Regions from separate parts of the Homo sapiens genome. Here region 1 is linked to region 2. A link is an interaction called in ENCODE POLR2A ChIA-PET data of the cell type or tissue named here. Cell type or tissue: PC-9. All regions are shown on one strand. Each heading gives the region's core, and the rest is flanking DNA. Links, peaks and the distances in the headings are about the cores only.

Evidence for each region. Peaks named below come from ENCODE experiments on the same cell type or tissue, not always from the same donor. Only the 100,000 strongest peaks of a DNase experiment are listed, where the experiment ranks them.
Region 1: POLR2A ChIA-PET joins it to region 2 with 14 read pairs; 2 of 35 experiments call an interaction of 5 or more read pairs at or near these places.

Annotation. Positions count from the first base shown.
Region 1 is chr21:27,639,222-27,642,152 of GRCh38, forward strand. The region is part of intron 1 of LINC01673 (long intergenic non-protein coding RNA 1673); the gene reads left to right. Among named protein-coding and RNA genes, the nearest start is that of LINC01673, 2.1 kb to the left of the region's middle. In PC-9, for the core only: no CTCF peak of the experiment used is centred there; no DNase peak of the experiment used is centred there.
Region 2 is chr21:29,443,685-29,446,615 of GRCh38, forward strand. The region is part of intron 1 of LOC107985486 (a long non-coding RNA gene); the gene reads left to right. Among named protein-coding and RNA genes, the nearest start is that of BACH1-IT3, 51 kb to the right of the region's middle. In PC-9, for the core only: no CTCF peak of the experiment used is centred there; no DNase peak of the experiment used is centred there.

The sequences.
Region 1 (2,931 bases), core at 340-2,839, 1.8 Mb before region 2:
CAGAATTAGCCACAAAATCAAATATCCCCATATGCCTAGCTGAAATCTCATTAGTGTCACAATCATTTTAAAAATTTAAAATAAGACCACTCACCTGGAGGTAAAGAGCCAGAGCATATATTTACTTGCCATGAAAAATGTTTTTCTTATACATAGTGCCTAAGAAGTATGGGATTTTATTTCCTTTTTCACAGCTGGAAAGGCTTAGTAACCAATTCACTTTTTTAGTGTAATATCATCTGGTTTTAGGCAGTGCCAGAAAAGAAATGAAAAAACAATTGAGCAAAATATATGGCTTTAAATGAATGTAAACCATGTGCATGGGTTTCATATCAAATTCTGAAATGTTTTTTCAGTTTGAATGTGAAACTATCTAATAAGGACAACATTCTAGCTAGAGATCAATTAACTTATTTGTGATATTGCTTTTATTTAAAAGAGTAAGCAAATATGGACTGGGTGTCTATTATGTACTTGTTTCTATGATACCTTTCATTTATTTTATAATACTAGGACTAACAACAATGCTATAGCATCATTTGAAGCAAGTATCCTGACTTCTGTGGTAGTTGTCTTGAGGGCTTTTTTCCTAACATTTTAAGAGAAAACTGAGTTAGGAAGATGTATTCCATCCAAAATATTTAAGCGAACTGACCTCTATAAGATGATGGATGCCAATAAGCTAATGGATACATTCATTCTCTTTTCAAAGAGACAAAATCTTTTTAAAAACATTTATTACTATTTTGGTGCAATTAGAGAGGCAAAAGTCTAATTACAAGTAAAACTAAGAACACCAGAGTGTTACGTGAAATAGGTTGATTATAATAAAGGTGTTCTGGAAAGTTATAAAAGAGCTGCTGCTTTTGCTTCCAAAGCTCTAAAATATTTAATAAATTAGAAAGAAAACACATTAGTTAAGTGTTAATTTCACTCAATTGTTTATCCTTAATTTCAATTTCCAGGGGGAAATTATTACTTGGTTTACACAGCAGGATTTTTTTTAACCATACAGAAGTTTCAGGAAATTATTTTATAGAAGTAACGTTTCGACTACTAGTGGAAGGTGGCAGGTTGAGGATAGGAATTTACCTCCTTCCCTCCCAATATCCTGTGGAAATGAAGAAAAACTCATTTTAAGGTGTGTAAATCCAAAACATAGTTCTGGAAAGCAAGAAAGAGTGCTATTAATTCATTGCACTAATTTTGAGGACTTTCCAGAGCATAACACTGATATTGGATTAAAGGAGCAACAGAGTAGGAACAGTATAACCCAAAACAAATGCAAGATCATTGTATTGGAGAGAGTCATCCTTCCCATCTCTACTTTAGAGAAACTAAACTCTAAGTCAACATTCACAAAGAACAGGGAATGATCCTAGGGACATTTAAAGGCAGAACCTATAGAAGGTTCTATAAAGGCTTCCATAAAGTCTATAGAAGAATTTAGCCTAATGTAACTCCCCGTCCTGATCACCGGCTATACAGATGAGTGAGATATTCTTTTGTCAACTGCTTTACTGACCTCTTCCCATATACCCAAGCTTTATATTAGAGTTCCACAGTGCTAGGTAATGTGCTGTTTATTATTCTCTATCATCTCTCCAACTTGATTTAAACTTTCTGTATTGCTTAAGTATCATCTATCTCTTGAAGACTTCCATTTTTCAAGTTTCCAACTCATAGCTAGATTTGAAGTCTGATTGCCTACTGACATGCCTACTTTGATGTTTCAGGGCTTCTGTAGTGACTACTCATTGGTCAGGGTTCATTCACCCATTTTGTAGTAACAATTCATCAATCACCCTTCAGAGAATCAGTAGTTTTCCAATCTTCCCATGTTGTTCAAATTAGGTTGATTTCTTTTCTGCTCCAAGCATCAACCTATGTTCCAGATTTAGTCAATCACATGAATCAGTTCTGATCAATGAGAGACAAATAAGTGGTTTTTGCAAAAGATATTTAAAAAAAAGAAAACATTACTGGGGTGGACAAGGTGAAAATAATATAAGCATGGATTTTAAAGGGCACATGCATGCACACACACATACGAGGACACATATAGAGACACAGGGCCCAGTGTAGAGGGACAAAGACAAAATTGTTACAAAACAATTTGAACCTCATCTTCTAATGTCTTCCTCACATTATCACATTTTTGTCACCTTTGAGATGTTGCCATGTAGTTGGATTTCTCTTTACCAGGAATGCTCTGTGATCTTGGTCTTTGCCTAGCTGTTTCCTTCTCAAACTTCAGGACTCAGTTTAAATACTAACTCAAGAGAGATTTTGCTCAACTATCACTCAAAATGGCACCATCAACATTCTCTATAAAGGCTAGAAGATGTGGCTGCTATATCACTGTGTAGTGGTTTCATTCATTTGTTTATTTTTATTATCTGTCTTTTCCCTTGAAATTCAAGCTCCGAGTCAGTAGGCACCAAGTCTGTGCTGTTCCCTGTTATAGTCCTAGAAGCTAGATTAGTGACTGGCACCTAGTGTGCTCACTAAATTTTTTTCTTTTTTTTTTTTGAGATGGAGTTTTGCTCTTGTTGCCCAGGCTGGAGTGCAATGGCGCCACCTCGGCTTAGATGTCAGCCTCCCGAGTAGCTGATTCTCCTGTGTCAGCCTCCCGAGTAGCTGGGATTACAAGCATGTGCCACCATGCCTCAGCTAATTTTGTACTTTTAGTAGAGATGCGGTTTCTCCATGTTGGTCAGACTGGTCTCAAACTCCTGACCTCAGGTGATCGGTCCACCTCGGCCTCCCAAAGTGCTGGGATGGGATTACAGGCATGAGCCATCATGCCTGGCCTCACTAAATATTTTCTAATGAATGAATTAATTAATTAATGAATAAAAACAAAAATTGTATAACTACCAAAACTTCAGAAGTTGAAGAAAGAGTCCTGAAATTATAAGTACACTAAAT
Region 2 (2,931 bases), core at 263-2,762:
CCTCCCCAGCCCTGAAGAACTGAGTCAATTTCACCTCTTTCTGTTATAAATTATTCAGTCTTGGTTATTTCTTCATAGCAGTGTGAGAACAGACTAATACAGATGGCCAAGATTGTAGCTGGAAAACTCCCAATCCCTTGTAATGGCTTAGGCATTGTTAAAGGAATGGCATGCCATTTCCCCTTCTGTTCTCAGAGCATAAAGCTTTTTTGATTAAATTATTTTCTTTAAATTTTCTGTGCTTATATATAAGTGCATGTATGTTCATGTTTGTGTGTGTGTTTCATGGGGATAAGAAAGATGAGGAGAAAAAACATAGGTAATACAATCCATTTAGTGTCTCTAAAGTGCTAGGCATTTATAGTATCATTATCTTATTTGCTCTCTGTGGAAATCTTAGCCACAGTTATCATCACTTTCTAATCAATGAAGATAGTAAAGCTGCAGTATATCAGAATGGAGCCTGTGTCTATTTGATCTCAAAGATTGTGTTCATTCCATTCCTTAAAGAACTAAAAGTAGAACTACCATGTGATCCAGCAATCTCACTCCTGGGTATCTTCCCACAGGAAAAGAAGTCATTATACAAAAAAGATACTTGCACACACATGTTTATAGCAGCACAATTAGCAATTGCAAATATATGGAACCAGCCCAAATGCCCATCAATCAATGAGTGGATAAAGAAATTGTGGAATATATATACCATGGACTACTACTCAGCCATAAAAAGGAATGAAATAATGACATTTGCAGCAACCTGGATGGAATTGGAGACCATTATTCTAAGTGAAGTAACTCGGGAATGGAAAACCAAACATCATATGTTCTTACTCACAAGTGGGAGCTAAACTATAAGGATGAAAAGACATAGGAATGATACAATGGACTTTGGGAACTCAGGGGAAAGTGTTGCAGTGGGCTGAGGGATAAAAGACTACACGTTGGGTATAAGGTACAGTACTCGGGTGATGGGTGCACCAAAATCTCAGAAATCACCATGAAAGAACTTACTCAGGTAATCAAACACCACCTGTTCCTCAAAAACCTATTTAAATAATTTTAAAAATGCAAAAAACAAAAAGAGATTGCACTCTTTCCTTTATCTCTTGGGAGTGGTAAAGTGGAAAAAATAGTTTTTTATGGCCTTTGGTGTTCAATTTGTAATGTTGCCATCCAAATCAGTTGTACCAGTTTGCAGTGTTACAAATTGTACAGAGTATTTCTAGTGTGGTAACATCCTTATTCAATCTGTGTGCTATTTCCAGAAGTGTTTTCTAATTTGTAGGTCCATGTTAATATTTCAAGTTTGCTTTAATGTGCAATCTTTGATGTTTAGTGAGAATGAACACATTTCCATTTGTTTGTTTAAATGTAATTGTGTTCTTTCTTGTACAAATTGTTACATATTTTCAATTTTAATGCTAGGGCATTTTTGCCTTTTAAAATAAATTTTAATGAGATGATATTTTATAGAAATATTTGACATACTCAATATCAAATATTGTTCATAGTCTACTGGTTTCTTTATCAATTGAGTTTTTAATATATCATTTTAAGTTTTACATATCTAAATTTGTCAGTTTTTTCTTATGATTTTGATTGGTACTTTAGGCTTGAGAAAAATTATTATTTGTCTGCAGATATAATCAATATTTTAATTATTCTAATTTTTATGAATTTGTTAATTTTATAATGTTTTATAATGTTTTAACATCTAACACAACTTAATTCTTCTAAGAGCAATACTTTGCTTTTCTTATATTTTAAAAACCAGTGACACTTTTTTCAGTGTTTTTATAATATTCCAATTATTCTAAACACTTTTCTAAAATTGATTTTGGAAATATTTTGTTATCTTCCCACCCCTCTCTATTGAGAGTTTGAATGCAATGGTAATACTTCTACAAATTAACTTTGAAGAAATATTAATCTCTTTATCAAGGTTTAAATTATAACTTCACTTATTAAAGTTTTTCTTTATATTTCCTACTTAACATTTTTCATTATAAAAGTTCTATGTAGCTTTTAATTAAGCTTTTTCATGAATATTTGCTAACTCTATTATTCTTGAGAATAGATCTCTTTTATTATTATGCTTTAGCTTCCTTTTACGGGATATAAGACTTTGATGAACTTTTTGGATGTTCTATCTTTTCATTTCACTGTTATTATTTCTAATTGGTAATTTATCTCTAATAGCAGATTTATTCGGCTCTTTTAATGATGCAATTATTCTAATTGTGCATAATAATTTTTCAGTTCCCAATATGATTTTTATATCTTACTTGAATCTTAATGATATTTATTATTATTTTAGAAAAACAGTTGTAGAAGAGACATCAATTAATTTGCCGGTCTTGTCCAATCTCCCTTTCTAACTGTTCTGCTTGCTAGCTCAGCACTATATGTGTGCTTCCGTAATGATTGATTGGATAAAAAATGGGCACACGCCTTAGGGAAAGCTGATTCATCTGCCAGCCAGCAACCAGCAGGTTAGGAGTCAGACAGGAGCTATAAGTTCATGTACTGTTGATACTGAGTTCCCACACACATGCACACTCACATGTATGACACACGTGTACACACACATACATGTGCACACACACACCAACCCACAAAAGCCAATCCAAGAGAACATTCAGACTCGGAAAGAGCTGTTTTGTTATCTTTCAACTTCTCGTGAGAAGCAGTTTTCCCTTTAGGTTTTTCAATTAATTAATTAATTAATTAATTAACTTTTTGAGGCAGGGTCTCTCTCTGTTGTCCAGGCTGGAGTGCAATGGAGCTATCGTGGCTCATTGCAGCCTTGACCTCCCAGGCTCAAGTGAGCTTCCTACCTCAGCCTCCCAAGTAGCTGGGACCACAGGCATGCACCACCACGCCTGGCTAATTTTTTAAAATTTATTATAGAAATGGGGTCTCAATATG